Linked DNA regions of Mus musculus: regions 2, 3, 4 and 5 are each linked to region 1. The links are chromatin loops, found by intact Hi-C in ENCODE. Cell type or tissue: left cerebral cortex. All regions are shown on one strand. Links, peaks and the distances in the headings refer to the core of each region. The heading gives the core; the rest is flanking DNA.

Region 1 (6,412 bases), core at 930-5,929:
TGTGTGTGTGTGTGTGTGTGTGTGTGTGTGTGTGTGTGTGTGTGTGTGCGTGCACACGTGTGTATCAATCCAGAATGATAACCTGGAGTATTGATTGTTGCCATCAGGCAGCATCAGGCAGTGAGACTGTTGGATTCTCTGACTGGATGACTATGTCCCTGTTCAGATGTTGCAGCACAATCCCCAGTGTTGTTCAATGTTCCCAGGTGGAGCCTTTAGAGAATAATGAGGCAGAGACTTCAGGAAATGGACTAATATCCTCAAAAACAGAGTTCTCTTGTACATCTCCCCGTGTGAGGATGTAGAAAGATGTTCCTATCAATTAATCAGGAAGGGAACTTTCATCAGACATCAAGTTAGCCTTGACCTTCAACATCTGGAGGCCCTGAGACTCCATCTCCATCATCTAAGCCACCCAGTCAATGGACCTTTCTTATGCAGGAGCCAAATAGACAGTGAGATGGGTGGTAAGCGTGGAGTCAAGTTAGGGCCATCACATACCCATCTGTGAGTTAGACAGAACCCAAGCTGTCCTGATAGATAGAGAAACACAATGGCAACCACAGTGATCGCTGCCTTTAATAAGAAGTAAGCAGGCATTAAGGGGATGGCTCACCTGCCATGAATGCATGAGAAACTGAATCTGAAGCCCCAGAGCCCATGTAAAGCCAGACTTGGTGGCACACATCTGTAATCCCAGATTGAAGGAGATTGAAAGTAGAGACAGGAGAACCCCAGAACTCCCAGCTTAGGTCAGGGAGTCTGGTTATACATGGTGAGCAACAAAGAGAGACCCTGTCTCAAACAATGTGGAAGGCAAGGATTAGCCTGAGGTTATCCTCTGACTCACCACATGCCATGCTGTGACACACTTGTGCCAACACTTACACACAAGCATGCAGATCACACACACACACACATAAGTGTGCAGTTATACGTGTGTGTGTGTGTGTGTGTGTGTGTGTGTGTGTGTGTGTGTACATTTGAAGGCCAGAGGACCTCAGGTGTTGTTTCTCGGGTGCCAGCCATCTTTCTTTTGATAGGTCGCTCACTGGTTGGCAGCAAGCCTCAAGCATCAGCCTGCCTCTCCCGTCCCAGCACCGGGATCATGGGGGAGCATCTATGATTCTGGTGCTGGGAAGGGAGAGGCAGGCTAGCCCTTGGGTTGAGTTGGGTTGGCTTGGGTTGGCTTGGGTTGGGTTTGGGTTTTGTCTGTTGTCTCATGGGTTCTGGGGATGGAACTCAGGTCTGGGCCAGCCTGGCAAGAGCTTCTTGAATTGAGCTTGTTCCCCGGCCCTGACTGTATGAAAGAAAACATGGTTTATCAAAATCAGTCCTCGGAGTTTTGTCTTGGGGTTTTTGGTTTTGCTTTGTTTATTTATATTTGTGGTGTGCACGTGTGTCGGGGTGCATGCGGTGCACGTGTGTCGGGGTGCATGCGGTGCACGTGTGTCGGGGTGCATGTGGTGCATGTGCATGTGGGTAAGAAAATATCTTACTGGAGTCAGTTCTCTCCCTCCACCATGTGGCTGTCTGGAATCAGACAGGTTGTCAGGTTTGGTAGCAAGCATATTTAAGCACAGCAAGCTATCTTGCTAGCCCTTGGTTTGGTTTGGGTTGGTTTGGGCTGGGTTGGTTTGGGCTGGGTTGGGTTGGGTTGAGGTTGGGTTGGGTTGGGTTGGGTTGGGTTGGGTTGGGTTTAGGTTGAGTTGGGTTGGGTTGGGTTGGATTGGGTTGGGTTTAGGTTGGGTTGGGTTGGGCTGGGCTGGGTTGGGTTGGGTTTAGGTTGGGTTAGGTTTAGGTTAGGTTTGGGTTGGGTTTAGGTTGGGTTGGGCTGGGTTGGGCTGGGTTGGGCTGGGTTTGGGTTTGGGTTTTGTTTTTTAACAGGTTCTCGCTACGTAGCTCTGATTGGGCTTGAGCTCCCCATGTACATGAGGCTAACTATGAACTCGGAGACCCACCTTTGCCTCTTAAGTACTTTGAGAGAAGGTGTGCGGTGTGCACCGAAAGGCTCACGCTAGGAGAGTCTTTAAAATGCACACACACACACACACACACACACACACACACACACATCCAGAGTCTGATCTCATGGTTTATTTTCCATACACATTTAAGCACAGTAAAGCCTTGGGGAAAGTCTCCATGTGACAATTCTCACCATAAAGCTTCAGGGACGGCTGCACCTAAACTCCCTTCCAAACTAGCCAAGCACCTGTGACTCTTATATTAAGAATGAGTTGTATTGACTGATAAATAGTGCTCACGGCACAGGCCAAGGAAGAAAGACCCTACAAATCCACTTGTAGGAAGTGAAGGGACCTCAGAGTGGGCACGGAACACACCCAGACACCAAGTTCTCGGCACAAAGGAGATTCTATTACGAAGGCATAAGGAAGTGGCCAAATTCGGGGCTAGACCTTGGTGGCTAGCTTTAGGAATGTAATCTAATAGTTTGACGAGAGAGGGGGAAGGGGAGAGGGCAAAACCTGCCAGTTCCACGTTTGCCATGCTGGGGCCTGTAAGAGCCCTTTAATAAGCACTCAGATAGATTCTATTGATGGGGAATGCAAAATACACGGGACCTCTCTCATAAGGATGGGGTCTATTCACTGGGAGGCAAAGCTCAGGACTGAGGCCTAGACAATGCTCAGGATTTTGGCAGATTCAGGTGAAGGCTGAGTCCATAGAATAGCAGAAGATCACCAGGGTTAGACAGCATCCACTCTAGCCTTCCGGGTGAACGGGTATCGGTTATCATTTCCTTCCCTTGAAGGAAATAGGCCCGTATGTTAAACAAGTCTGCTTCCTCCGGTGATCTCTCTAAACTGTGCCTCCTACTCGACACAGTCCTCCAAAGTATGACATAATCCAACCCAGTTTCATCAGTGTCTCTTGATCCTTCCACAATTCTCTGGTGTTCTTTCGCCCTTCTCCCTCTCCTGTGCCCTCCTGCCAAGTCCTTCCGGCCTTACCTACACTCCCCTGCATAACTTGTTAGCTGCATTCTTAAGGTCTTCCATGTCTTTAGGTATAGTTCGAACATCTGATGTCATCTTTGTGCGCCCCCACCCGGTCCCCCCAGAGTTCTGCTTTGTAAATAACCACGCTGCTGCTTCACCTATTTGGACACTTACGTTCCGGCAGACTGCCCTTTGTCGTCATGCGCTGACCTCGAGTAACTCTGTGCAGCCTTTTCACTTCTTGCCTGGATTTAGTCTCGTCCTCCCTCAGACAAGCCGACTGGGCTTTGCAGTCATCGAGCCTCAGCATTTACCGCCTCCCTTCTGTTGCCTTGTTCCTGGTTGGTTTGTCTGACGCTTTCCCTCTTTCTGTTTTGTTTCTTGCGGTGTAGTTCAGTGAGCATCGCAGTCCTTGGGAAAGCATTTTATATGGGTTATCCCCATACAAAGCAAAGGCTCTGGGCAGTCAAATTTAGCCCCGCCCCCACCCTACACCCCCAAATCAAAATTAGCAGCAATAAAAGTACTACCAGGGCCAGGCGATGGTGGCGCACTCATTTAATCCAGCAGAGGCAGGCGGATCTCTGAGTTCGAGGTCAGCCTGGTTTACAGAGCAAGTTCCGGACCAGCTAGGGCTACACAGAGAAACCCTGTCTCACAAAACAAAACAAACAAAAGCACTATTTGGGTAGCAAGATGGCTCAGCAGTAAAAGCATACCCACACACAACAACAGCAGCAGCAGCAACAACAATAATAATAACAATAACAACAATAATTACTTTTACAGGCACGCCAGGATTGAGGCACTCCACTGTCGAGGCTGGTGACAAAAACCGTGCCCGAATTGTTGCAAGCATGCTGTAGGTCCTACTTTTCTAATGGCTGCAGCAGGGAGACCATCCCTCTCTTTATACTTTTGGGGCTCTAAGTTGTGACATCTGCTTTGTCAAAGGGTTGTGCCACCCCGAAGTTTGGAATGCGTGATGCAAAAGTGAGTCAAGTTCCAAACCGTGACTCATGTTGCTAGAGCGCCCTCTTGTGGCAGCGGAAGGGACCTCGCCGTCTTGCTCACCTGAAAGGCCCTCATGGAGGCTCCTTTGCTTGGGCCTATTTGATGAGCCTTTTTATGGGAGTCAGCTTTCTATTATTGTACCAAGTACCTGAGATAATCAAGTTATAAAGAAAACAGTTGATTTTCGCTCACTGCTTTGAGGGTTTCTGTTCGTTGGCCTCCCTGCTGGGGTAAATGAAAAGGCAAAGTGTTCAGAAAGCAAAAGAAAAAGGGAACGGGCTGGTATACAGTGTCCCCTTTAACGGGCATGTTTTCAATGACCCGAATGCTTTCCGTAGTCCCCATTCCTCAAAGTTCCAGCACCTTCCAAGTGGGAGGCTGGGGACCTTCCAGGGCCAAGCTAAGGACCAAGCATGTAACACATGTACCCGAGGACACTTTAGATTAAATACCACTTTGGAGCCCTCACAGATGGCTCTTATGTCATTCAGATAAATTATTTTTATGCTTAAGAGTACCAGAGTTTATAAACTTTTTTGTATTTGTTTATTGTTAAATGTATAGTTTTATTATTTATAACAACCAAAACCACTCGGTAAGTGCCCTGGGACTCTTATGCACCATAGAAATGTAAAGCCTTCTCTAACCAGTGTTAAATTGCTTAATTCTTGTGTAACACGGGTGTCTTGGTTAGTTTTATGTCAGATTGGCATGAGCTAGAGTCATTTTAGAAGAGAGACTCTCAACTGAGATTAGGCAAGTTGATTAATGATTGATGTGGCAGTATATACACATATATGGATTACTGAAGAGCATATTAAGATCTTCTTTCCACAGGAGAATGAACTAAAACCTCATAATAGTAATATTATATAACGATATTCAATTAAAAATAAAATTTAAATCCAAAGATGGCTCAAAATTTACCTATTTGCAAAACATATATATTCAATATATTATGTAATGTATTATATAACATATTATGTAATATTTATTATGTAATATATAGATATATACGTACATATCTATATTACATAAATACACTCTCATTGTCATCATTAGTTTCTAAAAGGACCAGGAAGCTGGATACATTGGCATATACCTATACTCCTGACACTCTAGAGAGGCTAAGGCAGGAGGATTGCCACAAGTAGAAGATCAGCCTGGTCTACAGTGAAAGACTCTGTCTTAAAGCACAAACAAAACAACAAGAACAACAAAAAGAACAAACAAATAGACACCTCCCCTCCCCCCTCCCCCCTCCCCCATTTCCCCATCCCACCCTCCCAAAACACAAGCCCAGTAGGTCAGAATTAGAGTTAGGACTTTGCTGCCACCTAGGGGACACATCTAGTAGTGACCCAATGTAAAATCCCGCATTCCCCATGGCTAGAGGCTTTTAATTAAATGAAGCAGAATTCCTTGGAGTTTTGAACAAGAACGTTTATATTTTTTTCTGATAGAAACGAATAGCTTTACAGGCCACAGGCACATTTTCAGAAGTGATTACATACTGACTCTCCCTGAGACATCATGAATCTGAGAGCATTGAAGAGCACACTAGTGTTTAGTCCCCAGGGCAGAACCTCTGTCAATATGGGATTAACTATAATGTCAGAGAACAAACACAATGTAAATTTTTATTTTATAAACTTTATTGCTTAAAAAAAATAGGGCCAGGTAGGTAGATCTCTATGAGTTCCAGACTAACCAAGGCTACATAATAAAAATCCATCTCAAAACAACAAAACAAAACAAACAAAAAACCCACTACACTATAAAGAAAATAAAACTTGCAAATAAATAAAAATATCACAGATGCCAATTCTATACAGCTTTTAATGACTGTATACATAGCTTCTATCTAGCTAGGATTGGCGTTCGGAGTGGAGCTGTGTCCATCACCTGAGTTCAGTCCTCCCCATCCCTGTACACGCGCCTTTCTTGTTCTCTTTCTTCATGTTATACTGTACCCACATGGACATTTGTTTGCATATGTCATATTGTAACATATGTAACAATACATATAGGCTAGATTCAATTATGAAAAGCTACATGAGGTTTATGTCTTTCTAAAATTCTGAGATCTCACTTTACACTGTACCCATGTTCCTACAAACTTTTTAACTTCATTTTTCTTTACAACTAAGTAATATTCCATTATAGATTATATATATTCATTATTCATTCATCTTTTGATAGACAACTCGGCTAATTCCTATTTTTTGCTACAGTGAATAAAGCATCAATAGACACGGGAAAGGGGGGTGGTACAGACATCTCCATGGTAGGGTGTGGAGCTGCCATGTGGTAGTTTGCTTTGCTTCAGTTCATTTTGTTTTGTCTTTTGAAACAGGACCTTTCTATGTAGCCCTGGCTGTCCTAGAACTTACAGAGATCCCCCTGCCTCTGCCGTCTAAGAATTGGGATTAAAG
Region 2 (6,412 bases), core at 569-5,568, 180 kb before region 1:
TGTCACTGCTCTACAGTCCATGACAAAGGCAACGAACAACGGGCACTGTCACTCTGGTATTAGTCAATTAATCCAGCCACAGAGCACACAATCAGCTCCCCTCATAGAAACCACTGTGCTCAATCAACAAGGAATACTGAACTGTTGCTCCCCACGGAAACAGTGTTGGATTCCTATAGGCTTCTGGTCACAGTTTTCACCATCTAAAATGCTATTTGCACACCAGAATCCCTGTTCCATATGCATCAGGATGCCTTTTTTTTCCCTCTCTACTTTTTGCAATACTGAATTGGTATTTTAAACAATTTTCTGTAGCTTTCTGATCTATGCAACCTTTCTTGCCTGCAAGCATCCTTTCCCTTATGCCTAATCAGTGTATAATGAATGACAGTTCTGCTGGCCCTGGGCTAGGTTACAGCGAATTCGTTTTGTCTCTGGCATTGTGACACTATTGTCCAGGACACTGTCAACTACAGATCTTCATTCCATGAATCTCTAAAGTTCCTTGCTTTCCCATCCTTTTCATAGCTTCAACATCAGTGAAGATGTGTCACTGTGCATAACCGGCATTTCCCCAGCGCATCAAAGAAGCCTAGTGTTAGGATGGAAGAACGACCGTCTCCTCTGTGTGGATATCCTGGACTGCTGTCTGACACTGAACTCATGTTCACCATCACGAAAGCTCAGGCCTGACCAATGTTATCTAACACACCTATTTCTATAGATACCATCACAGCCTTCTGCACCTAGGGACAGTAGACAGCACTTCAGCATCGTATCTGGGAGCATTTCAAATAAAAACCATGAAAAAAAGTACAAGAGTGTTTTCTTTTGTTTTTAAATAGGATTGTTATGTTTTAAAAAACCCACTTGCAGGTTGGAGAGCTAGCTCAGTGGGTAAAACACATACTATCAAGCCTGGCGACTGAGTTTGATCCCTGGGAACCGTGTGGTAGAAGGAAAGAACCAATACCCACAGCTGTCCTCCCACCTCCACAGCCAAAATAAATAAAAGGTAAAAAACAAATATTTTTAAAGAAAAAAGAGATCCTTGTACACAGCATCATAATTCAGACCAGAAAGTAGAGGGTTCTTGAGCTTAATCTCTGCGAAGAACAGAGGTTTTCCTGACTTTCCTCTGACTTTTCACCTCTTTCCATTTTTCCCAAACCAGGAAGGTGTTGTAAGCACCAATCTAGGGATACAAGTATATTCTAGTGAGCTGGTGAATTGGTAAATTCAGGAATGCAGAATCTGTGAGTACCAAGGCTGGCTGTACATGACAGAAAACTTCTCAGGCAACTAAGCTCATCTTTGTAGTAACTAGTGCCCTACAAATCTTTGTTTTTTAAAGTCTTTTGTTACAAAAGCAAAACTAACTAGGTGTGATATTTGATAAGGTTGATTTAGACAAAATAAAGGAAGTTTAAATCTCTTAAAAAAATGTCTTTCCCCATTCAAGGGAGTGAGTTCCTAAAGCCATATACTGATGTGTCTTTGGAAACCAAGCAGCTAACATCTGTGAGAGATTCCCAAATCCTGCCACCAATGGGAACACGCTGGACTTGACCACAGGCACAATGGTTTGCTTCACTCTGAGTAGATCTCATCCATCAGACAGTGCAGGCAACACACTGTTGATACAAAGGCAGTAAATAATTTACTCTCAAACCCTGAAGGCCATCCGTAGGGGAAAACGCCTCCCACAGTCACAGCAGAATTCAAAGACGGCTTGGTTGTCTAGAGGTGGAGGCTGCAGGAAGCTGCACAGGTAGGTACATCTAACCCTTCCCAAATGCACTGCCTCTTTCAAGAGTTGTGGTCTTCTCAGAGATTAATGCTTGTTTTTTAAGTTCTCTTAGGGAGTTGATACAGGGCTCACAAGACAGGCTCTTCTGACACCCTGGCCACCAAACATCCTTAGAAACCCCTTTGTCGCCGCACCCTTTTCAGGCTGACGCCACTTACCTTCCAGCTCACTGATGAGCTGGTTATTGTGTAACTTGACGGCGCGATGCTGCTCCACCTGGTCTTCCAATTCAAATATGGTCTCTTTCATGTCTTTGATTTCTGCGTCACTTTCTGAAGCTTTCTCTTGTAATTTTAGGCTGGTTCTGCTCAGCTGTTCTGCTTGATGATCACAGACTTCTTTCAGGTACGAATAATCTTTCTCCATCTAGAGAAAAAGGAATATTGTGTCAGTTTAACAGGAAAAAAAAACAAAAACAAAAACAAAAAACCACTCTCACAGGTCGGTAGAAGACTTGCTGGATGCCCTGGCGTACGCCACTCCTTGCTGTTTTTAGTCTGGGCACAGCCAAGGCTATAAATGTTAAAAGATGCACAATGTGTCCAAAGGCCTGGATTCTGTGCCCCTTTTTATAAGCAGAAAGCAAGGGCCTCCTAGTACAGGCAACTCTTTCCCTTCCCAGGGCAGAACAGGGAAGCATGAAAACCTGGCCACTCTTCACATTCTCTGCAGAGCAGCGCCCTCTGCTGGTGAGATTCAATATTCCTGCAGCCTGAGCCACAGACAGATCTCAACCTTCTTTGGAAGAATAAAACGTGTAACATAAAAATCTGAATGTTCTGGAAACAGAAAATACTCCCATTAATTTTACCTGCTCAACTTTAATTACACACATAGAAACAAGATAATGATGCACTTGAGCTTAACAAATTTTTCCATATTTGCCGAATCTTTTAATTCAATAAAATGTGTTAATGCCTCAACTTTTCTTTCCATTTCAGCAAGTAACAGACATTGTTTTAAAGTTGGTGTGCGGTTATTCCATGAAGAGTTTCCCATGCTTATTACATATGTGTATAAGTACTTGATAATATATAGGCTTGAACAGGTATTATAAAACTTTACACAACTGGTTGTATGTGTGTGGTGATTTGGAAGTATTACACTGCAGGGTGTAATATGCCTTTGTCTTATACTGACAATACTTATTATGCTATTTCAACATAATTTTAAATGTTAGTACATGCAGATGGATACATATTACAGCAGATTATGTGTGTGTGTGCATGTATCTTCACATGTATGTGGGCAAGTGTGTGGGTGCATGTGTTTGTACAAATGAATGGTGGTCAGTTTGACATCAGTGTCTTCCTTGATCACTCTCCATGATAGATACGGAGGTAAGATCTCTCACTTGAACTCAGAAATTTTTTATTCAGCTAGTCTAGCTAGTTGGTTTGCTATGGGAAGTTCCTGTCTTTACCTCTTGAGTACTAAGATTATAGGCAAGCTATCATTTTACCCCGCATTTACCTGGGTGCTAGGGATTCAAATTCTGGTCCTCATAGTTACACATGCCCACATACATGTGAAAATGCATCTACCACACATACAAATAACCTGTTGTAATATGTATCAATCTGCATTTAAAATTATGTTAAAATAGTATAATAAGCATTGTCTAGTACATAGAATCATCCACTGAGCCATCTACTAGTTGGCACTACATTATTTTAATTACCATATACTGGAAATCCACTGCCTGTAAACCCCACTTTATTATTATTTTAAAAATGCTACAATAAACACTGCCCCTTTTCTTTAGCAATTTAACTGACATTAATAAATAGGTAGGTATTTTCCAGGCAACATAAACTTGATATGCAATAGATTTCTTTCTAATTTTTTTAAGTGTGGGGACTTTGCATCTAATTTTTTTTCCCAGTTGCAGTTCTGGCTGGGGACGCTATAGGAATAGGGATCTGGTCGACTTTATTCACAACAGTACACAGAACCCTCTCTCTGCACATGCACAGTGCTAGGCATGGAGAAAGGACTTAATGTGCATGTGATGAATGGATGAGTAAAACAGTACAAGGCGATCCTGTGATGTTTTCCACTTGGTAGGTGGGACAGGTGAATGGATGGATGGATGGATGAGAATATGAGGAACAACCTCAGGACCAACAAACATCATTTAGCCCGAGCTAAAAGTCATACTTCAGTTACAAAAGCCTGCGGCTCTGCACTGTGCATACATACCACTGCAGGCTGCTGTCAAAACTAAAGCTGCGGAAGTATACCAAAATGGCGAAGGGCACAGAATCTGAAACTAAATGCCAAGATTTAAACTCCAGTTCTACCAAATCAAGATTTGTGGGGTTTTATTTTATTTTATTTTATTTTACTTTACTTTAAGATTGCTATTTGGAAAGAGTCTCTTTATGTAACTTAAGCTGGTTAAGTACTCAAAACTGAAGTTCTGCCTCAGCCCCTAGTCCCGGGACTACAGCATGCCGCACCATACATAGCTGAACCTTGTATTCTTTTAATTCCTTTGCCTCAGTTTCCTTATTTGAACAATGGAGGTTTAATGAAATAATGTATTTACAGTTTATTAGTGACTGGTACAGTTTAACTTTGCCTTATATAGTAACCACTCAATAAAAACTACTTCCTTCTTCCAGAATAGCCTTATGTCTTATGCATAAGTAAGACATAATAATGTGCCGGGCGTGGTGGCGCACGCCTTTAATCCCAGCACTTGGGAGGCAGAGGCAGGCGGATTTCTGAGTTCGAGGCCAGCCTGGTCTACAAAGTGAGTTCCAGGACAGCCAGGGCTACACAGAGAGACAACAACAACAAAAAAGACATAATAATGTGAATCACAGTAAATATAGGTCTATTTAACCATGAGAGTTGGCTGGTGGAAAGTCTTCTATCTTATCACGATTACTTCATAATACATAGAAAATGACTTTTTTAAAAGTTGAGACACATTCTATTTTTTTGTCTTTTTTAAAAGATTTACAGATGGTTGTGGTGCACTTGTAGGTGCTGGGAACCAAACCCAGGTATTCTGGAAGAGCTTAACCGCTGAGTCCTCTCTCCAGCCCTGAAGCCCTACATTTTAGATTTTAGAAAGCTACTGTCTGAAAGGCAGCCTTGGAAGGTAAACTTTGAGTCTTATGGGCTCATGGCTGGACTCCTCAGGCAGAAGCATGTCACCTGGAACCCAGAAACATGCACAGGACTAGCAGGGAATACTAAGGGCACAGAGTAAAACTGGGCACTATCATGAGGAAAGTGGCCAAGCATCCTGAATGAGGTCTCTGAGTGCATCTGAGACTGATGACCCTCAGAGACTCTGGTTTTATTTCCTATACCTCATGATCATGAACACCAAGGGGTGGCATGCATGGGGAGGGGACAGAAGTACAGAGAGTCAGAGCTGATGAGCCTACAAATCATATCTTGCTCCATATCTACATAGTCCTGGCTGTCCTGGAGCTCACTATTTAGACCTGGCAGACCCACTTGCCTCTACCTCCAAAGGGCAGGGATTAAAGGCCTGTGCCACTACACTCAGTCAAAAAACTTAGTTTTTTTAAAAGAGTAGTTTTACCATTTCATCTCATAGGGACAACGTTATTATTTTCAGATTATGTTTGTTTTATAAATTAACAAACATATATAGGGAAATTATTTTAAAAGAAGAATGTGGGCTGGAGACATGGCCCAGAGCACATACAGTTCTTCCAAAGGACCTGATTTTGGTTCCCAGAACCCACATTGGGTGGCAACTCCAGCTCCAATGATCTGATGCCCTATTCTGGCCTCCACAGGTACATTCACACAAGTGCCATATCCACACACAAACACAAATAAAGAATTTTAGAAAATTCAGCAACCAAACAGCAGAGAACAAAGCCCTGTATTTATGACCACCGGAGTTCTAAAATGCCCTTTTTGTGATCCTAGCCTTTCTGCTGCCTAGCAATGCAAACTTTGAGTTTAGTTTTTCTAATTTGGGAATTCCACTTTCAGACATCCAAACTTGGTTTTTGGTGAGTCTTTTGAAAAACAGAAGTCACTCCCAAGCTCTGCAAGCATCTTTCATCTTTGAAAACTAACTATTTAGTCAGATTCAAACAGATCACCACGATTTCTCAGTAAGAGGACATCAAGAGTCCTCCCTGATTCACCAACAACGACTAAACCCAGGTAGCGACCTAGTAAGCTGTGGTCAGACCAGGCTGGAATCTTAGCAAATGTCACCACTTCCTCCAAGCTCTGGGACATTTTTGAACTTGGGGGAAAAGTTCTGTTGCAGGTCAGTTTCCTTGGAGAAGGACATGTGCACATAGGAAATATTTTGAGGAGTGCTCCTTAATCTCAGTGTGGGAAAGCCATGAAGCAGTGGAGTTTTGACACTATCTCATGATGGCATCCACTGACCCTTCTGGGAGAGGGCCACACCTAGCATTACCTTTATACTGACCCAGCTGTAAAGGCCCTGGTCTCTATTTTCTCAATGAATTAGCCATATGAAACACTACCCAGAGAGAGCCATCTTGGAAGGGGCTCCAGTTAGGTTTGTCATTGATTCTCAATAGTGGAGTAAAAGAGAGTGGAAGCCTGGGTGGAGACGAGAGAAGGTTG
Region 3 (6,412 bases), core at 956-5,955, 180 kb before region 1:
AAATGCTCTGCTAGCTGACAGAGACCATGGAGCTGTGAAGATAGAAATGGGAGGGAAGGCTGGTAAAGGAGTTATATAAGCCAATGGGATCTTTGCTTATAAACACAAGTCTACCAGCTTATCTGCCTCACAGGGAGGAGCTAATACCCACAATACAGCCATGTTTTCATTTTGATTGCTGCAAAACAAGTTTTGGAAGCCAATGCTTTTTGGACTGAGCAAATGGCAAAAACTCCAAAATGCCATTACCCAGCTCCTTCCCCGGAACTTCTCTACGAACTGTCCTGGAGAAGCAGGGATGCACATCAGCCCCTGTCATTTGCAGAGTTCTGTGCTTCCCTCCGTCATCAATGCCAAGAACAAAACAAAATGATCTCTTTTTACTATTCCAGCCTAAGAAGCCTAAAGACTCAACGAAGAGCATACCTATATTTTCTCAAACAGGAGAAAGGCATTTGTAGCCCTTTAGACTAGGGTGTTAGCTCAGTGACAGAGCACTTGTGTAGCATATACAAGGTCCTAGGTTTGATCCTCAGAATCACACATACAGATTTAAACATCATAGGCTTATATATCTAATGTCATAACTGTATTTAACTATGAAAACATATGCAAGTGACTGAATTATGTTTGATGAGAAGACCATAGGAGATGTCCAATTTCTACTTTAAGGGCCAAATGAAATGCCTGTGGGCCCAGTAATACTAAAATAAATAAGAAACTGCCTAGGAATTTCTATGGGAACTGGTCTTTCCACCAAGACCAGGGATTCAGTGTCACAGTTGAGTTTCAAGTGACATCTTTGTTATCCAAGAACATTATTCCTCCATCATAGGCACATCTTCTCTAGCAGCAGCTATAGAAAGAACACATGCTGTGTTGCTCTGAAATGTTAGAACTTTAAGGACAGGGCAGCACAGACATACACAACGGACATTAGCACACAGAGCAGATGTTCACACTTAGTTAAAAGCCAGCTCCAGCAGGTCTGTATGGGACAGGTCACCATGCTTCACTTAGTGAGGACAGCATACACACTGAGGACAATGTGTGATCTAGGGGGAAGATGTAAAGATCAGCACATGGAAGCAGAAGGATTTTATTTTGGAAGTTAATGCTGTTAATCGGCAGCAGATATTTAGTGTTTCTAATAGGTTCTTTCTTGTAAAGATGTCTTCCACAGGTGCCTATTGATACTATCATGATAAATACTGTAAGAATGAAGATGTCACCCTAAAAATAGCTCCTGCTATTATTCATGACTCCTGTATGTGTATTGCTCATCATCAATACCTTTTGTTAGAAGTGCTATATGTGGCCCCACAGAATCCAGATGCTGAGATGCCTATGTTCCTACATTTCCCTGTATCTGTTGAAAACTATGAAGCAGATTGATTGATTGACTGACTGATTGATTAATTGATTGATTGATTTGGGATTAAACCCTGGACTTGGTACACGCTAGGCAAGCAGTGAACCACTGAGGTACATCCCATCCCAGAGACGTGATGTTTTAATTCAAATGAGTTTTTATTTTAATGTCTAACTCTTAACTATCCAGGGAAGGAGCCATAACTGAGAAAGTTATATCTTACACTTTTATTCATTAATTTATGTCCAGTAAAACAGAACATTTTCATGTTTATTAATAAAAATATATCAGCATGTTTAAATTCTGGGAGAAAAAGATCAGGCCTGGAAGTCAGAGCTAACATTTGGAGATGGTGATCCTTAAGGTTCCGAGGACTGCATGGGAGAGATGGCAGGGCTAGTTCTTGGGTTTCCGACTAACAGAGAAAGGTCAGCTGACCAACCAGCCTCAGAATGGGAGAACCTGAAAGCACCTAGTCATAGTTCCTAATCTAAACAGAGAGTAGAGCTACATGGGGAAGAGGGCAGTGCCAGCTGGTTGCAAGACTGAGAGTTTAGAAAGATGGAGAGTTTATTCTCCATGACTTTCGCATATTCCTCTTTATAGTTCATGCAACTTTTATATTTATGATTGACTGTTGCTGTTAGAATTCATGCATGAATAGTCACAACTGCTTTATCTTATGAATTAAACCTTTTGACAACATAAAAAAGAATAAACTAACATCAATATATCAGTATTAAGATACATGGGGACATTTATGCATATATATGTATGTATATGTGCTATATGTAATGTGTTTACATATACACATGTATGTATATGTCTGTGTGTATTCACACACACATTTGAGGAGTAGCTGTATGTGGTGTATGCATATATCCATGTGCAGGTGTGCTCACCTATGCTCGTGTGTTGAGACCAAAGATGTCAAGTGTTTTTCTCTATTGCTCCCTGCCTTACTCTACAGGACAGGATTGTTTTTCTCTATTGCTCCCTGCCTTACTCTACAGGACAGGACTTTTAGATGAACCTGAAGAGTGCTGTTTCAGAGGCTGGCCACTGAACTCCTGGCATCCACCTGACTACAGCTTCCCAACACTAGGGTTACAGGCATTTGTGCCCATGACCAGCTTCTTTACATAGTTTCTGAGAATTCAAATTCAGGTCCTCACCCTTAAAACCAAGCATACTTACCCACCAAGCCATTTTTCTAGGACCCATTTTTTTTATGCCCCCCGCCCCCCGCCCCTGACAGAGTTGTTCTCTGTGTAGCCCTGGCTGTCGTAGAACGTGCTCTGTAGACCAAGCTGACTTTGAACTCACAGAGATCCATGTGCCTCTGTCTCCTTAGTGATGGGATTAAAGGCGTGAGACACCACTACCCAGGTTTGTTTGTTTGTTTGTTTGTTTGTTTGTTTGTTTTGAATTATGAAAATATTTGACCACCTTCATTCTTTGACCACCCAGGTTTTTGTTTGTTGTTTGTTGTTTGTTTTTGTTTTTAATATAGGGTCTTGTATACTTCATGCTGGCCTCAAACTCACTATGAAGTCAGGGATGGTCTTGAACTACCCATCCTCTGTCTCTACCTCCCAAGCGATAGGATTATAGCTATCCCCTAGCATACCTGGCAATTCCCTGAATAAGATCAACTATTCTGACTCTAAAATAAAAGCATAATAGGGAGTGATGGCATGTGCCTATAGTTCTAAAAACTTGGGAAGATGAGGTAGGAGAATTACTCAAGTTCAAAACAAAACAGTCTCAAACCATTCAAAGCATCATCATCATCATCATAATAATAATAATAATAATAATACCCACACGTTTGAAAATGTACTGGGACTAAAGATGACTAATGGGTTAAATTGTATCCCACTTTGTTCTGTACTTCTGCCCAGACTCCTCATTTGCTTACCTACCAGCTGACTCTATGTGATTCCTTTAAATGCCCACTTACACAGAATGAGAGTATGGACTGCAAGCCCTATGTTACAGTCATGCTGCTATATGGATGTTCTTCTCTTGACTCAGCTGTGCTTGCAAGACCTCATCAGAGAACCCTCTGCAAGTTCTCTGGCTTTATTTCCTTCATGAATAACCCTAGGGTTCTTATGAGGTGACTGTCAAAGTCAAATTGAAATGTCAGGCAAGAACTTGTTCCACCATGGAGTCACTAACTTGTTTCGGGAGCTTTAAGGCTTTGGGTTGGTTTCCAGTTTTGCTCATATGGTAGGTTCAGGAAGAAGCTGAGTTACCAGCCAGTAATTTTCAAAAAGTCAATTCTTCAAGGAGCCACTTGTGAGAAGTATAAAATCCAGTAAGAGCCTATCAGCAGCAGTTGTCCCATGTCTTGCCAAGTGGCAGGCAAACACTGAAGCAGAATGGTTTTCAGTAACACGTCCACTCTGATTGCTGTCAGTTCTAAAGTTTTGAAAGGTTTTATGATTTGAGTTGCTAGATTTGAGTAGTTGGTTTAAAATGTTCAGGAAAATAAAAATTGGCACATGCTTTTAAAAGAAAAATGAAGGAGACAGAATGTAGCACACAGAGCCCTACACTTTCAGGACACAGGTGAAGGTGTCCCATTACCTCGGAGTTTCAGCAGGGATCTGTGAACCTATGCAGGAAACGCAGCATCTTGTACAATAATCTATGCACAGTCACCACAGAAATGTAGAGCCTGCCTTTTATAAAACAATAATTTTTAAAATAATGCAAGTAGCAAGTAATGCAAGTTATGGTTTGGTTCCTCTTCCAAAGGCATAGAATGTGGAAGCACGGCAGACAGACAATGATAGCAGGCACAAAGGCAAATAGAGGACCCTGTGATCATCTCAGTAGGGGACATCAGAAACCTTCATTTCCTACTCCCCTTCTGACTAACACAAAACAAAACAAAACAAAACAAAACAAAACAAAACAGCAACAACAAAAAAAAACCCCAGAATCATCGTGTTCTTTGGTGTCCAGAAAATAAAGTTGGACTATGAAATAATGGTCATGACTTTCCAAGACTGCATGAATCCTTCTCGAGCCAAACAAAGGAACAGGCCATAACTGTAACTGATTTGATAGACAATATAAAAGACTTCTAAAAAAGAGAATTGTGAGAAGAATCTAGCTTTCCAATGCTGTAAAACCCATAACCACTGGTCAGACCCTAAGGCTCAGGAACAAATCAGCAAGCAGCGCCTCTAATCCCGGAACACAGAGATTAAGGCAACTTCCATAAACTTACATTGAGAACCCACTAAATTTGACTTTAAAAGACAGTATTTTATATTTGAAAACATTTAGAAATTCAAAATAATTTCTGAACACTCAGAATTCTCAAAGCTCCCATTAGGCGAAGATACCACATTACCGAATGCCAAAAATGCTGTAGATAATCTGTAAATCTGTAAATCCTACTTCAGTTTTAAATTTCATTGATCTTATGGGTATGAGTATTTAGTCTGCATGCATGCCTGGCACCCTCTGAGGCCAGAAGAGTGTATCAGATCTCCCCTGGGACTGGAGTTACAGATGGCTGTCATCCACCATGTAGTTGGCTAGCAATCAAACCTGGGTCCTCTGAAGAGGGCAGCCGGCATTCTTAACTGCTAAGCCATCTCTCCAGCTTGAATTTTCCATACCAATCAACTTCAAGTTTGCTTTAGGAACACGTTCTTAAACGTGATTGGGCAAATGTATTGTGAGGCACCTGGGATGGGGGCTGGGAATAAAGCTTGGTGAACTCACTATGGATCTCAGGATAACTTGAACTCCTAGCTTTCCTGCCTGTCTTCTAAGAGCTGGGATTACAGGTATCAGGCACCACTGGATCCAGCAGACACACGACTTTTGTTGTTTCTTTGTTTTTGTTTACAGCAGGGATGCAAGGTAGCTTGGACTCCCTATTTAGACCTTGCTGGTCTCACACTTGCGTCTATCCTTGTGCCTCTACCTTTCTGAACTAGCCCATGAGATCAGAAATCACGAAGCACATTCCTGGGCTGGTAGGAATGGCTCCTTTATCTGATGGCAGTTTTCCTCCATGAAGTCATTTTAGCTTTTTCTGATGTAGAGACTTTGGCAAGTTATTATTTATGAGTGTGTTCTCCCTATGCTGATGAATACTAAAGTCTATCAGGTGCCCCTTCTTTAAACATATGAGAACAGTTGGCTAGATTTTTTTCCTTCACAAGAAGCAAAGCACTGACTATGTGCCCATTTGATTCACAGAAGTGTGGCTCTTCCTGTGACCCACCTGCTGTGCCCCTGTATGTCTCCCAGCTCCTTCTGCAGCCTGGCATTTTTCTCTTCCTCCTCCAGCAACCTCCTCTTCACAGTGCGCAGCTCCTGCTGAGCCTCACACTTGATGTCGTTGGCCACTACCACTGCAGTCTGTAAGTCTGCCTGGAATCGCCTCCATTCTTCTGTTTCCTCCTGAAAAGGACAGACTCCACGTTACCTCAGACACTAGGTAAGTGTGCTGGGGTCTCTATGTAGGGGTTTCTGAAGCTTAGTTCCTGAAGAATCAGTCATTAGGAAGCTTAAGCAGAAAGACTTGGCTTTAATGGTGCCTCACTACTTGAAAGAGACACAAGAGGTAACTCCTTGATGGCAAAGAGTTCTTTGTAACTAAAAATTGAATGATTGCTTTAGTTTCATTTCCTGCCAGAAAAAAAAAAATGTATGTTGGAGATGTTCTGGGAAAAGCTGGCTGGAGAGTGTAACAGTACCTTCCCAACATCTCCAACCTAAGACAGGAGTACTGCCCAGTAAGATGGTAGAGGAGACTCCTGGTCTGCGGCTTACCTTTATCTGTTTTGTTAGCGTCTTTAACTGCCGCTCTAGGTCTGACTTCTGCTCCTCCAGCTTGATCACACTGCCTAAAAGGAAATGAGTTAGACAGAGTTACAAAGATGAAAGGCTCCTGCACAAGGTGAGCTGAGACAGCAGGCTTAAAAACCCATCCCACTACAGTAAGTTATGTTGTAAGGACTCTAAAGACAGAACTAGAAGCAGTCGTCCAAGAGGAAACCAGATGGC
Region 4 (6,412 bases), core at 946-5,945, 93 kb before region 1:
GGAGTAAGTGTTCAGACATATTTGTTGATTAAAGAATCATTATTTCTGAAGGTAGCAGCTCCCCATAGAACCAAGACTCCAGCTTATCAGTATTTTGGACAAGGCTGCCACCTGGTGGCTCTCGTCTACCACAGCAGTCGCTTCCCTGAGTCCTGTTGACTTGAGAGGTAGCTCTTGGCACAAGGACTCTAAAAGTTCCTTACTCTGCAGCTCACATTTTGGGGAGAACACACACATATAAAGGGCACTTCAGGGATAAGAGGAAGAAGATCTAACACACTCAGATCCACAACATAAAGTCCAAAAGTGAGTGCTCAAGGTGGACATGTGATAGTTCAGACCAGAGCCCTAAGTCTGCCTGAGGAAGAAGTATCAACAGGTCTGAGAGACCATTGGGAGGGGAGGCAGGCAGGGGAGCAGATGGCAGGGGAGCAGGGAGCAGGGCTGCAGGTGGTGGGCCAGACCTAGTAGGTGCTCCATTGATTGTTCTTGTTGAAGCAAACTCTAGCAGTACTATAGGGAACAGGGGAAACTGGGCACCGTCTTTGAAAAATGAAAAAGAAAAGATATGAGCCTCCCACCCTACGCTTATGGAAGCAACTCCCATCCTGCCTACCATGTGTCAATCACTGAGTTGGTGAGGTTCAGACTGAGCGTGCAGAGGGGCCTGAGATGTGATACTGGCTAGTTATAGGTTTAGAATCACAGTGCAAGGCAAATCTAAACAAAGAAATGGTGGGCAGGGCAGGTAATAGGCCAATGACCAGATCTACTCACACAGGATACATATAAACTGTCTCTGCACCTGTCCTAGGGGCTTTCCTTGTCCCTGTGACAAGCCCAGCAAGGAGCAACTTAAGGAAGGAAGAATTAATTCCACTCATGGCTTGAGGGTACAGTCCCTCGGGGCAGGAAGGCACGCTCATGGAAGTGTGGGTGGACATGTTGCATTCAGGAAGTGGAGGGATGAATGCTGGCATTCTGCTCGCTTGGCATTCTGCTTGCTTTCTCCTTTTATCTTTTTTCATTCAGTCCAAGACCCCACTTCATCTAGGTGTCTCCTACATTATTCCAATCCAGTCACATTTGATCATGAATATTAGTCATTGCAGTATCATACACACACACACACATACATGTATGTATATATACATACATACACACATATATACACATACATATATATGTATATATATAGTTTAAAAATAAAAAATTAACCAGGAGATAAACTACTATACTTGAAAGAAAACAACAACAACAACAGTACTACCTTCTATGCATCAGAGCAAACAAGTCAAAAGTCTGTACCCTAAGAGTAAATGGCATTAAGACACCTTCCCATGAGCCTCTATGTAAGTTACAAGCTTGCCTAACTTTTAGAGATTATCTACATGCTGGCAGCATTTCCTTAATTTCCTAGAATTCACAGATGAATTTCCAGAGAATTGCATTACGTCTTGCCAGCATGTAAGACGATCTCTCTCTCTCTCTCTCTCTCTCTCTCTCACACACACACACACACACACACACACACACACACACACACAGCACTCATGTTGAATATAAGCAGTAGACGGGCTGGGGTGTAGGTCAGTCCTAGAGCAAACACAGCACCTGAAGAGCATTGGGATCCAGCCTGAGCATCTGTAATGTGCTGAGTCAAATACGTACTAATACAAATGGAAAACGTTACGGGTTAGGAGGACAGATCAAGGGCTAAACCTGTAAAGGGCTTGCCACACAAACATGAGGACCTGTTTCAGTCCTCAGAATCCATGTAAGAAAGGCAGGGATAGCAGGCCAAGCCTGTAATGCATATAAATAGTGCTCACTGGGCACACAGAGGCAGGAGGATCCCAGGGCCTCACTGGCCAGCCAAACCAACAAGCCTCAGGTGCTGCCAAGCTGTCCAAACTGTCATAAGCAGTGTACCTGCTCTCTGTACCCATAGTCATGGTCGCAAGGGTTACCTGTTTGGGATTTTCTCACCAGGGTGCGCCATAGAGAGAGTTATTGTTCTGACTAGTAGCTCCTCAACTACAAGGGAAGTTTACTATTTTTCTGTGGAATAGCCACTTCTTTTTTATATGAGCTACACATTGTTCTGCAGTTTTCTTTATGGGTTTGAATAGTCTTTACAAACTTGCATATATTGTAAATAATCTCTTTAGCATCTTTCAAAAGTATTTTTTTTATTTTATGTGTATGAGTGTTCACCTTCATACATAGGAGTGCCTGGTGCCTGTGGAGGACAAGAGAACCTGTCAAACCCTTTGGGCCTGGAGTTACAGATGGCTGGGCACTGTCACATGGGTGCTGGGGGCTGAGCCCAGATCTTCTGAGATGGCAAGTGTTCTTAACTGCTGAGCCATCTCTCTAGCACTCTGCAGCTTTTTAATGATGGAAGCCACTCTTCATCTCCTTTATCCCCACCACAGGTTAACTCTCTGATGCCTTATTTTCAGAACTTGTATTATGTCTACAAATGTGCTTGTGGTATTCATGTGCATGTGTGATTGCATGTGTGTGCACGTACAGATGGGCGTACAGGTGAGGAGTGTTGCTATGGAAGCCACATGAAGCACTGAATGTCTTCTGTGATCGCCCTCCACTTTTTTTTTTTTTTTTTTGGTTTATTTTTGTTTGTGTTTTTTGTTTTTTTGACACAGGTCTCTCATTGAACCCAGGACTCACCACTTGGCAGGCTGGCTGGTCAGCAGGCCCTGGGAATCCACCTGTCTCCACTTCCCCAGTGCTGAGGTGACAAGCAAGCACTGCCTCATTTGGCTTCACACATGGGCACTAGGCACAGAACTCAGGTCTTCATGCTTGCACGGTAAGCATTGTACTCTCCCACATCCCTGTGACTTATTTTTGTAAGAAGAATGAGATGAGATCCAGTTTTACTTTTCAGGGTAATCCAGTTTTAACTTAACTTCCTCTATTTGGCCTTTCTTCAGTGCTGGGGATTGAACTCAGGGCCTCTTACCTGCTGAACTAAAGCTTGACCCTGAGCCACACCCACAGGCTCCAACTTGCCACAAACCACCTTTATTTACCCTGTACCAAATATGCTCGTGGATCCTGGCTGCCCACCATGGCTCCACAGTATTGCCTCTGCTTACTGTGGTTAGTCTTTGAATTGCTCTTCCTCAGAACTTCCCTGGGATGTTGCTAGATCCCAGCAGAGACCTACCCAGTCAGTCAGGACACTCTGGCTGTCCTGTACATTCTCCGATTAGCAGCATCTCTGCCCTCTATCCACTAGGTGGAAGTGTAGCCTCCTAGTCAGGACAACCTAAATTCCTCAGCCAGGCCTGGTGCTTGTTGGCTGCTTGTTGGCTGCTCCCAGTTCCACACTGATATGTTAGTTAGGATGCAAATGAATTGATGAAATCATGAGACACCCTTATTGCATTTAATACGTGGCACTACTGAATTTAGTCTTTACTATATTTAACTTCCTATCCCAAACCCACGCATGTCCTTGCCTTTATTCACAAGGACATAGTTGTGCTCTTCAAAGGGGTGTTAGACTTCTCTTAAATGTGCAGGCTCTTAAATAACTAAATTTATTGCTCAGTGTGCCACCTTCCATCCTTTCTTACATGAGATCATTTCTTCCAACATTATATTTTCTAACCAGTCACTGATCAAAGAACTATTCATTTTTTTCTTTCAGACAAGGCACCATGTAACCCTGGCTGGCTCTGAGCTCCTGATCCTCCTGCCACATTTTCTGAGTGCAGTTTATTTGTTTTTGGTGTGAAGTCTCTGTCTTACCTAACTAGGCTTGAACCTGTGAACTCAGGAGACACCCCTGTCTGAGCATCAGGGACCACAGGTGTGTGTTGTCACATGCAGCAAGACACATACTTCTTTGCTAGAAGTGCTCCCCCACACGCATCCTGTCCAATGGTCTATCAAGAGTTTGTTATTAAATCAGGATGGTGGCTAAATCTGACAGCTCCATCTCCCATATCTATCGAGATGACCATATGGCTTTTCTTTGGCCTATGATATGCCTGGCAGATTATAAAATGATAACAATCATTCATTGGCTCATCTTTAAAAAAGATTGAATTGTATCTTATGTATATGCATGTTTTGCCGACATGTATGTTTGTGCATCACATGTGGGCGGTGCCCATGGAGGTCAGGAGAGAGTGTTGGATCCTAGAGTTACAGATAGCTGTGAGCCACGGCGTGGGTGCTGAGAACTGAACCTGGTCCTCTGGAAGAGCAGCAAACACTTAACCACTGAGCCATCTCCCAAGACCCTCATTCATTCATTCTTAGATGGCACAAATCCGCTCGGTTTTGCTGTCTGCTACTGCCCTTTTAAACTTTTTTGGACAGCATTTGCTAACATTTTAATGTCTTGTTTTGGTATTAATTTTGAGAACAAGGCTGGCGTTACTTTTTAATTAATTACTTACTTTTAGTGGCATCTGTTGAACTTCGGGAACACAGGATTACTCGGTGAAGATAAGCTTACTTTCATTTGTTGTATTTAATATGAATTCAGTCTTTAAAACAGCTAAGTCATTATACAGAAATATGGGCCCTTCTTACAACCAAAGCCACATTCAGTCCTCACATTAAACTTCCTGAAGGAAGAATAAGTTAAAATACATCTTTGGAATGTGATATTTTTGTGACATGTGTCAAAGGCAGAAAGTGTAGCACTCGCTTACACGCATCATGGTTAAGGAGGACCTTGGCTGTTCTTCATCTTGGGCCTTTCCACGATCCACTGCCATCATTGCCAGCACCCAAGATGGCCACACACACACACACACACACACACACACACACACACACACACGAACACACGAACACACACCGGTGACAAATGGACTCCTGGGGTGACAGGGCAAACCGATGCTTTTCTGTTTTTCTGCCTGCCTCCCCAGTATACAGACTCTGCAGGAAAAGACTATGCCCCCAGAGCAGCTCCAGGCCAGGGCGATCAGAGGAGGGATCATGAGTCAAAAAGAGCTTCTACAAAACAAGCTGGCCGGGGAGGTTCCTCCTACCTGTGTTGCTCCTCAGGCGGCTCTCAGTGAGCTCAGAGATGGCTCCGGAGGTTGAGGTCTTCTTCAGTCTCGCCACCCCTGAAGAGGCACTTCCAGGTTTGTTGAGTGTGTCCTCGCTGCTGGCCCTCTTGAGCTAGAGAAAAGTGGGAGAGAAGCTGAGAGGGCAGACACGGTGAGGAACTCAATGCCCACCAGGGCCAGTAGTTTAGGTAGAATAACAGAGACTACGCAAAGGGAAAAGGCACTTAGCTCAGCCCCTGATAGCATGGAGCTACACTCTGCCTTCAGTGAATAAGTTAGGGGGCTAACATGACCTCTGATATAGTAGTAACACTGATCAATCCATTTTAAGCCTATAAAACCTAACTAGACTAGAACACGTGAAGGAGAAAAAAATCTCAGATGACTCCATCAAATTCCTGCACTTAAGACAGAAAGAGGGCCCTCCAGCTTGAGCAAGAGTCACCTGGTGCTACACAGTATAACCAACCCTTCACGTATGTGCTCACCACATTGAGGCCCAAAGTCTTAACAGTCCAAAAGTCCAAAGTCTCTATTGAGACTCAGAGCATCTCTCTAGCTGCTATTCTGCGTACATGTTCATGTTTGTACACGAGTGTGCACATGCATGTAGAGGTCAGAGAATAACCACTGTACACCTCGTTTCTGATGAACGGTCTCATTGGCCTAGGACTTGCCAAGTAGACTAGATTGGTTCATTCCAGTTGTCAATATGACACACTTGGGAGAGGGACCTTCAATTGGCCTGTGTGCATGTCTGTGGGACACTTTCTTTTTTTTTTTTCCATTTTTTATTAGATATTTAGCTCATTTACATTTCCAATGCTATACCAAAAGTCCCCCATACCCACCCACTCCCCCTTTTTGGCCCTGGCGTTCCCCTGTACTGGGGCATACAAAGTTTACGTGTCCAATGGGCCTCTCTTTCCAGTGATGGCCGATTAGGCCATCTTTTGATACATATGCAGCTAGAGTCAAGAGCTCCGGGGTACTGGTTAGTTCATAATGTTGTTCCACCTATAGGGTTGCAGATCCCTTTAGCTCCTTGGGTTCTTTCTCTAGCTCCTCCATTGGGAGCCCTGTGATCCATCCATTAGCTGACTGTGAGCATCCACTTCTGTGTTTGCTAGGCCCCGGCATAGTTTCAGAAGAGATAGCTACATCTGGGTCCTTTCAATAAAATCTTGCTAGGGTATGCAATGGTGTCAGCGTTTGGATGCTGATTATGGGGTGGATCCCTGGATATGGCAGTCTCTACATGGTCCATCCTTTCATCTCAGCTCCAAACTTTGTCTCTGTAACTCCTTCCATGGGTGTTTTGTTCCCAATTCTAAGGAGGGGCATAGTGTCCA
Region 5 (6,412 bases), core at 780-5,779, 59 kb before region 1:
GAACACAACAGCTGAATGGCTTTATTCTTTCACCTGTCTAGCAAGCATTCTGGGACTACTGTGTGTACCTCAGGCACTATGGCAGGCATCAGGGCACAAGGATGGGCAAGTCCAGTCCCACCCTTCCCACCTGGGTTCAGGGTCCAATATAGGGAACAGAAAATACAGACTGTCAAAAAAGGGAAGAGCTTACCCAAGAAGGGATACGCCCAAGACAAGAGGGAAAGGTTCTGGGTGACGTTGCCTATGGTAGGGGGGAACAGCAGCATCAGAGAAGGAGACACCACAGCAGGAGATGGGAAGCAAGCAGGTGGTGCTCAGTGCTTCAGGTGGACCTAGGAGGCCATGCTCACACATCATCTGCCCTGGTCCTGCCAGAGGGACACAGCCCTCCTCACAGAGGGTCCACGAGACCATCAAAGCACTCAGCAGCACAGGAAGGTTCAGTGTCTCCCCATGCAGGGGTTCCAGTAGCATAGGAAGCCATCAGAAAAGGACACTGTCCACAGTGCCTTGGGAGCCTGAGTACCCCAGAGGTCCTTACAATGCCGGGCTCAGTGGACACTTACAACCTAAAAGCATCTCTCAAGGTCCTACCTTTAATGTCCCCTTTCTCTCCCACCCTACCTCTACTTCCCCGTAGGGGAGATGGAAAAGGCTACTCATCTTTTTTTCTGAAGCAGACCTGGCTATTTCAGGCCTCCCAGTTCTCATGAGGAGGTTGTTACTGCAGCAACCAGGTATGACTTCCACACAGACCTGCCTCAGGGGAACCCCTGTTCCCCAAGTCGTGATGCATTGCTGGCTTACCTTGTGCACTCTCAGAATTAATAGATGTCCTCCTGTCTCTTTCTGCCATCCCTCCGGCAGCACAGTTAATGTCTCAGCCTAATACATTTCCTTCCTCCTTATAAACAGCATTCTCTGTGACCGAACCCACCCCGCCTTTAGCCTTCCCAACAGGGCGTTTTAAATTTTAATTGTTACATTTGGCTTCATTTCACTTTCCTTGTTTCTCACACCTTAATTTGGTGTTTCCATCTGTCTGTTAAGAACGTAAGCTTTGGGGAAATTGCAGAAGTCTTGGTGGCTGGCAGTGGCAACAACCGTGAGAAGAGGAATTATAACTAAGGTCTGTAGTCCTGTCAAAGAAAAGATGAAAAAAAGAACTAGAGAGGTGAGATTAGCTTGAGGTGAGGGGGCTGCATGTCGGAAAATCCCCAGTAAAGATGCAGACACTAGAGAAAGTACCCAAGGAGCTAAAGGGATCTGCAACCCTATAGGTGAAACAACATTATGAACTAACCAGTACCCCGGAGCTCTTGACTCTAGCTGCATATGTATCAAAAGATGGCCTAGTCGGCCATCACTGGAAAGAGAGGCCCATTGGACACACAAAATTTATATGCCCCAGTACAGGGGAACGCCAGGGCCAAAAAGGGGAAGTGGGTGGGTAGGGGAGTGGGGGTGGGTGGGTATGGGGGACTTTTGGTATAGCATTGGAAATGTAAATGAGCTAAATACCTAATTAAAAAAAAAAGATGCAGACACTCCACAGGTGCTTCCCAGAATAGCCACAACTTCACGTCCCTCCTCTGTAACTCTTCCCCCCGGCACCCTCCGGGTGATGTCATAGTGACACAGTAGCCGATGAGACTCTTCAGTGTGTTTGTGTCCCTTCGTCATCATGCCCAAGACCTCCTTATCTCCCCAGGCATGATGCTGCCTGGTGCAGACTAGGTATTGATGTCTGCTAGGTATTTAACTAGGTGCTATAGTCTACACGTGTCCTCCAAAGATCTGTATGCTAGAAGCTTTGTCCCCAGTGTGATGGCACTGCTGCAGCAGGACCTGCTGGCGGTAAATCTACTAAGTCATTTGGCTCAATGGTCACAGTATCAAACTACCCTCCAAATTTATATCTCCATATTAGCGAGAAGTCTCTCTGTGCTGTGGATCATGGTTAAGGCAGAAGCTCACAACTGATCAAAGTGTAGAGAGTGAATGTCAGGGAGGTGCTCATCCACAAATGGGATCACCACAAAGAGGGGCTGGGAAGACTTTAAGAGCCCGAGCAAGACTGGGGGCGGGGGGCAAGAAGGGCAGCATCTTCTAGGTGGGACAGGACCTCTGTACTCCTGAGTTCATGGTGGCTGTAGCTGTGGCTGCCTGCACCAGACCTGCATAAGATCAAACCAGTCAGCATCCGAGGATGAAGCAGGAAGGATATTTAACCCACCTCGGTGAGGAGTCCTATGCTAGGTTGATGATGCTCTAGTGAGCAGCCCTGAGTGGCCCCACACAGGAGTGTGTAAGCAGCACAGATGGGACTTGATACAATAGCTGTTTGTTTCTTTGTTTGTTTTTACAGAATTAAGGTTGGCCAGCAACTAAGGGCTTTAATCTTAGCACTAGGGAAACAAAGGCAGGTGGATTTATATGAGTTCAAGGCCCACCTGGTCTACCAGACAAATTCTGAGCCTGCCAAGCTAAAAAGTGAGACCCTATCTAAAAAACAAAAACAAAAACAAAACAAAACAAAAGACCCAAAGGAAGGAAGGAAGAAAGGATGGCAGCAGGCAGGAAGGAAAGAAGGAAGGACATTTAAGATAAAAATGTAAAGAGGTGGGACCTGACAGGAGCTGGCTAGGTGGTTGAAGGTGCCCCTTTCAGAAATGATTAACATAATACTCGTGGGACTGTTGTCAGCTCAGGCAAGAATAGGTGGTTATAAAAAGAACACTCTTGTACGAGCTCCCTCCATGAGGCCATCTACCACGCTGTCACCTAGCTAGACCGCCCTCGGCACAGGCTGAACGCGTGGGCTGGCTGCACATCTTGTGCTTCGGCCTCCAAAACTGTGAGCTGAGAACTGCTATTTTATGAATAAAGTACTTGGTGTTTTCTGTTATAGCAGCAAGAAACGGATTAAGAAACTGGATAAAGGCTCATTTTGAACCTCAGGTGGCAGCTTTTAAATGGAGAGATAAAATACAAGGGACGCTAGGGGGCCACTGAGCTCCGTAGGTAGTCACCACATGAAGCCTGGGAATGGGGACAGAGCAGGGAAGCCGCCAGCATGCAGCACTCCAGCAACTTGTCCTCAGTACTTGCCGTTCTGCTTTCTCAACGGCTTCTGGGCTTCTTCTTCTATAACCTGATTCAGGCTCCCCCGCCTCCAAATGCTCCTTGATATAAAAACCTGCTTTCCCAACGCTGGGCTTCTACATCTGGGATCCTGGTCCCAAGAATCTTCTCGCCCATGGGTCTGAGAAGTTTCCTGATTATCTATTTATGTCACACAAATATACAAACGCAGACTCATAAGAAATTCCAACACTGAAGTATATCCTCCCCAAAGAGAAAGCTGACTTGCCCCGGGTCTACTTCCCTCTTTGGAGGGAGCAGCACACACAACTTGATATCACACATCTATTGCTTTTTAAAATGAATTCTTATGACTATATAAAAATAATGATGCTTCTTCAAATAACTAAGAATTTAAACGTAATTTGATCACACCATATAGTCTTACTTAAAAATGTACAGCATCGAGCTGGGAAGATGCTCAGTTGCTAAAGCGTTTAGCATACGAACATGAGGAGCTGAGCTCTGATCCCAGTTCCCAGGCTTGGTGGCACGTGCCTGGAACCCCAGTGCTGGGGAGGTGGAGACATGGCGATCTCTCCTAGCCAAACCAGTGTGAGCTCCGAGTACAGTGTCAGATCCTGTCACTCCTGAGGCCTCTGCATGCTTGCGCACAAAAGCCTGTGTGCGCACACACATGTAAAACTACACAAAATATATGGTCTCGTCTTTTCTTTCTGAGACTGGTCTCACTGTGTAGCCATGACTGGTCTAGAGCTCACTATCTACTTTCTTATTGCTAATGTACACATCTATATGTTCTTGTCATTCATATGTCAGTCATATTCATATTCAAAGCTGTCAGTGTTTTGCCAGTGACGCTGCACGGCATTGCATGTGACATGCTGTGCACTCCTCCTGTGACCATGAGACTGGATATCATGTATTTACTCTCCTGAGAATCACCTACTTATAAGTGTTGCCCATTTTTCTTGTTTGTTTCTCATGCACGTGAGCTCCCCACTACACAACAGCCTTGGTCCTGCTCCACATCCTTCTCCCCTCCAGCCTGTTGTTACAGGGTAGCCGTTCCTAGTGTGTAGAGTGTCCGGATTATACAAAGGGCTTTCTTAAACCAAAAGGAAAAGTATATATATATATATATATATGTGTGTGTGTGTGTGTGTGTGTGTGTATGTATGTGTATATATATATTGCACACTTTTGCATTCAGTATACTTGTATTCATATGTTACATACTCTCTACACATTACATATAGCAGACTCTATGTGTACACACACATACATGTATTAGAGAATATAGTTTTTATTTCTTCACTCTCACCTGGGAGGTGAGAGACTCTCAGGACTCAAAGGGAGGGACTTCAGATGAAATGCCTAACAGTGGGGAGAGGGAACTCGAAGAGCTCACCTCCAGTAGAAAGACAGAGCATCAAGTGGAGGGATGGGGTTGCCATCCCACAGTCAAAAACTCTGACCCAGAATTGTTCCTGCCTAAAAGAATTTTTTTATCTAGTTATCTAGTTTCTTATTTTGACATAATTACTTTAGACATTCCATTCTTCCTATATATTACAAAAGAATAAATTACCATGATGTGCTAATGAGATAGAAATACATATCAATGTCACACACACACACACACACACACACACACACACACACACACACATTCCAGATTATCCCAAACCATTATGAAATCCCAGCACTTGGGAGGCAGAGTCAGGCTGATTTCTGAGTTCGAGGCCAGCCTGGTCTACAGAGTGAGTTCCAGGATAGCAAGGGCTACACAGAGAAACCCTGTCTCAAAAAAGAAAAAAAACAAAGGACATTATGAAATATCAACAAGCGAAGCTGGAGAGAGCGCTTCCGCTTGGACAGGCCACCCAGGTTCAGCTCTCAGCACCGAATGGGGCAGCTCACTACCACCTGCGACGCCAGCTGTAAGGGACACTTTTCTGGCCTCTGCAGGTTTTGCACTCATATTCACACACACACACACACACACACACACACACACACACAGAGAGAGAGAGAGAGAGAGAGAGAGAGAGATTTTAAAAATCTTTAAAAATATATCAGAGAGCATGAGGTTACTTATAAACGATATTGGGAAAACAGCTCAGTATTATTTTTAAATGTCAGGTTAAATCTACCTTCCACACCACTCGGCAGAGTAAATGCTAGAAGAAAATAAATCCCTTCAAAGAGAAGGCTCAGAAAAAGCAGAACAGTTTCGACTGTGGAAAAATACTAAATGACCACATGGTGTCCCAATAATTTTTATTTTATTTATTTACTATTTATTTTAAGAGTTTTACTTATTAAAACCAGGGTCTTGTATGTGGTTAAGCCAGCATCTACCAAATTCAAATCTTAAGATTTGCTTTACTTTAATTACGTGGAGGGCAGGTAAATACTGGTACCTGCAGAGGTCAGAAGAAGGTGGCAGATACCCGGGAACCTCCTGTGAGCTCCCTGGAGCGCGCGCTGGGGGCTGAATGGAAACCCGCAGGAGGGGGACCTGTGAAGTGCTCCTCACCACTTGGCGCCTTTCCAGATCCATGAAAAACCTTTAGAAGGTTAACATTGAGCTGGCAAAGCAGCCTGCAAGATGGTGACATTATGGCATCACGACAGACAGACACCAAGCTGGGACCAAATGCCTGACAGAAACAGCCTAAGGCAGCAGGGGTCTCTTTCTCTTTGACAGATTCAGTCCTTGACTAGATTTGGGGGTGGGGTGTGCTGCTCCTCTCACGAAGGAACCAGAGCAAGGGTGACAGGAAGGGGCCAGAGCAAGGCACAGCTCAGGGCTACCTTCCCCAAGCCAGACCCACTTCCCACCTTCCCACAAGTCAAGATCTCCCAAGTCTGAATCTATCAGTGGACTCAGCATCGCTTAAGTCTGAAATGTCATCTGGTCATCTGTGGAAACACCCTCACAGAACGGCCAACGTGCACTTTAGGAACCTCTTCAGCATCCCAGGTCAAATCAAGTTGACAGTCAAGATTAACCATTTCATGTATTCCACTAAAACCCCCATGAAAGCCAGCAGCAACAGGATGGGGGCAAGACCTTTAACATCGTCTTGTGAAAATGAAGATGTTCTGACTCACTCCTTGTCATGTCCATGGTGACAAACAGATGGAACTAAAATAGAAAGCTCTCGCCCAGCGGGTAGAAAGCAAGCCAGAAGCACATATCAGGCACCATTAAAGAGCTCCCACCAGGCCTGGAGCAGCTTAGGGGTACAGCATACACTTCATGCTAGGCTCTGGTTCAGGACCTGTGACACACACA

Evidence for each region. A loop is a pair of places that touch in the nucleus more often than their neighbours do. Peaks named below come from ENCODE experiments on the same cell type or tissue, not always from the same donor. Only the 100,000 strongest peaks of a DNase experiment are listed, where the experiment ranks them.
Region 2: it touches region 1 in a loop (3-fold over the local background); 18 of 42 quality-filtered maps call a loop at or near these places.
Region 3: it touches region 1 in a loop (2.1-fold over the local background); 18 of 42 quality-filtered maps call a loop at or near these places.
Region 4: a loop joins it to region 1, with 5 times the contacts of the local background. A loop is called at or near these places in 31 of 42 quality-filtered maps.
Region 5: a loop joins it to region 1, with 6 times the contacts of the local background. A loop is called at or near these places in 14 of 42 quality-filtered maps.

What each region holds. Positions count from the first base shown.
Region 1 is chr11:61,948,408-61,954,819 of GRCm38, reverse strand. Gm12273 (a long non-coding RNA gene) reads right to left here and starts at 3,903. Exons shown (of 3, transcript XR_388712.3): 1 at 3,745-3,903; 2 at 3,138-3,374; 3 at 2,086-2,769. In left cerebral cortex, for the core only: CTCF peaks have their summits at 4,007 (motif pointing left), 5,134 and 5,334 (motif pointing left); DNase peaks (open chromatin) are centred at 4,007 and 5,296; H3K27ac peaks cover 872 bases.
Region 2 is chr11:62,123,964-62,130,375 of GRCm38, reverse strand. Specc1 (sperm antigen with calponin homology and coiled-coil domains 1) reads right to left here. Exons shown (of 15, transcript NM_001281818.1): 5 at 1,969-2,176. It overlaps Gm39985 (a long non-coding RNA gene), which reads left to right. Exons shown (of 3, transcript XR_879913.2): 3 at 529-813. Among named protein-coding and RNA genes, the nearest start is that of Gm39985, 19 kb to the left of the region's middle. In left cerebral cortex, for the core only: a CTCF peak has its summit at 2,507 (motif pointing left); a DNase peak (open chromatin) is centred at 2,483.
Region 3 is chr11:62,131,670-62,138,081 of GRCm38, reverse strand. It overlaps Specc1 (sperm antigen with calponin homology and coiled-coil domains 1), which reads right to left. Exons shown (of 15, transcript NM_001281818.1): 6 at 6,179-6,252; 7 at 5,628-5,806. Gm39985 (a long non-coding RNA gene) reads left to right here. Exons shown (of 3, transcript XR_879913.2): 2 at 5,603-5,843. Among named protein-coding and RNA genes, the nearest start is that of Gm39985, 11 kb to the left of the region's middle. In left cerebral cortex, for the core only: no CTCF peak of the experiment used is centred there; no DNase peak of the experiment used is centred there.
Region 4 is chr11:62,041,703-62,048,114 of GRCm38, reverse strand. Specc1 (sperm antigen with calponin homology and coiled-coil domains 1) reads right to left here. Exons shown (of 15, transcript NM_001281818.1): 3 at 5,040-5,172. Gm39988 (a long non-coding RNA gene) reads left to right here. Exons shown (of 5, transcript XR_003949695.1): 3 at 2,670-2,836. Among named protein-coding and RNA genes, the nearest start is that of Gm39988, 5.5 kb to the left of the region's middle. In left cerebral cortex, for the core only: a CTCF peak has its summit at 3,256 (motif pointing right); a DNase peak (open chromatin) is centred at 3,343.
Region 5 is chr11:62,007,459-62,013,870 of GRCm38, reverse strand. The region is part of intron 1 of Specc1 (sperm antigen with calponin homology and coiled-coil domains 1); the gene reads right to left. Among named protein-coding and RNA genes, the nearest start is that of Gm39988, 40 kb to the left of the region's middle. In left cerebral cortex, for the core only: a CTCF peak has its summit at 2,997; a DNase peak (open chromatin) is centred at 2,836.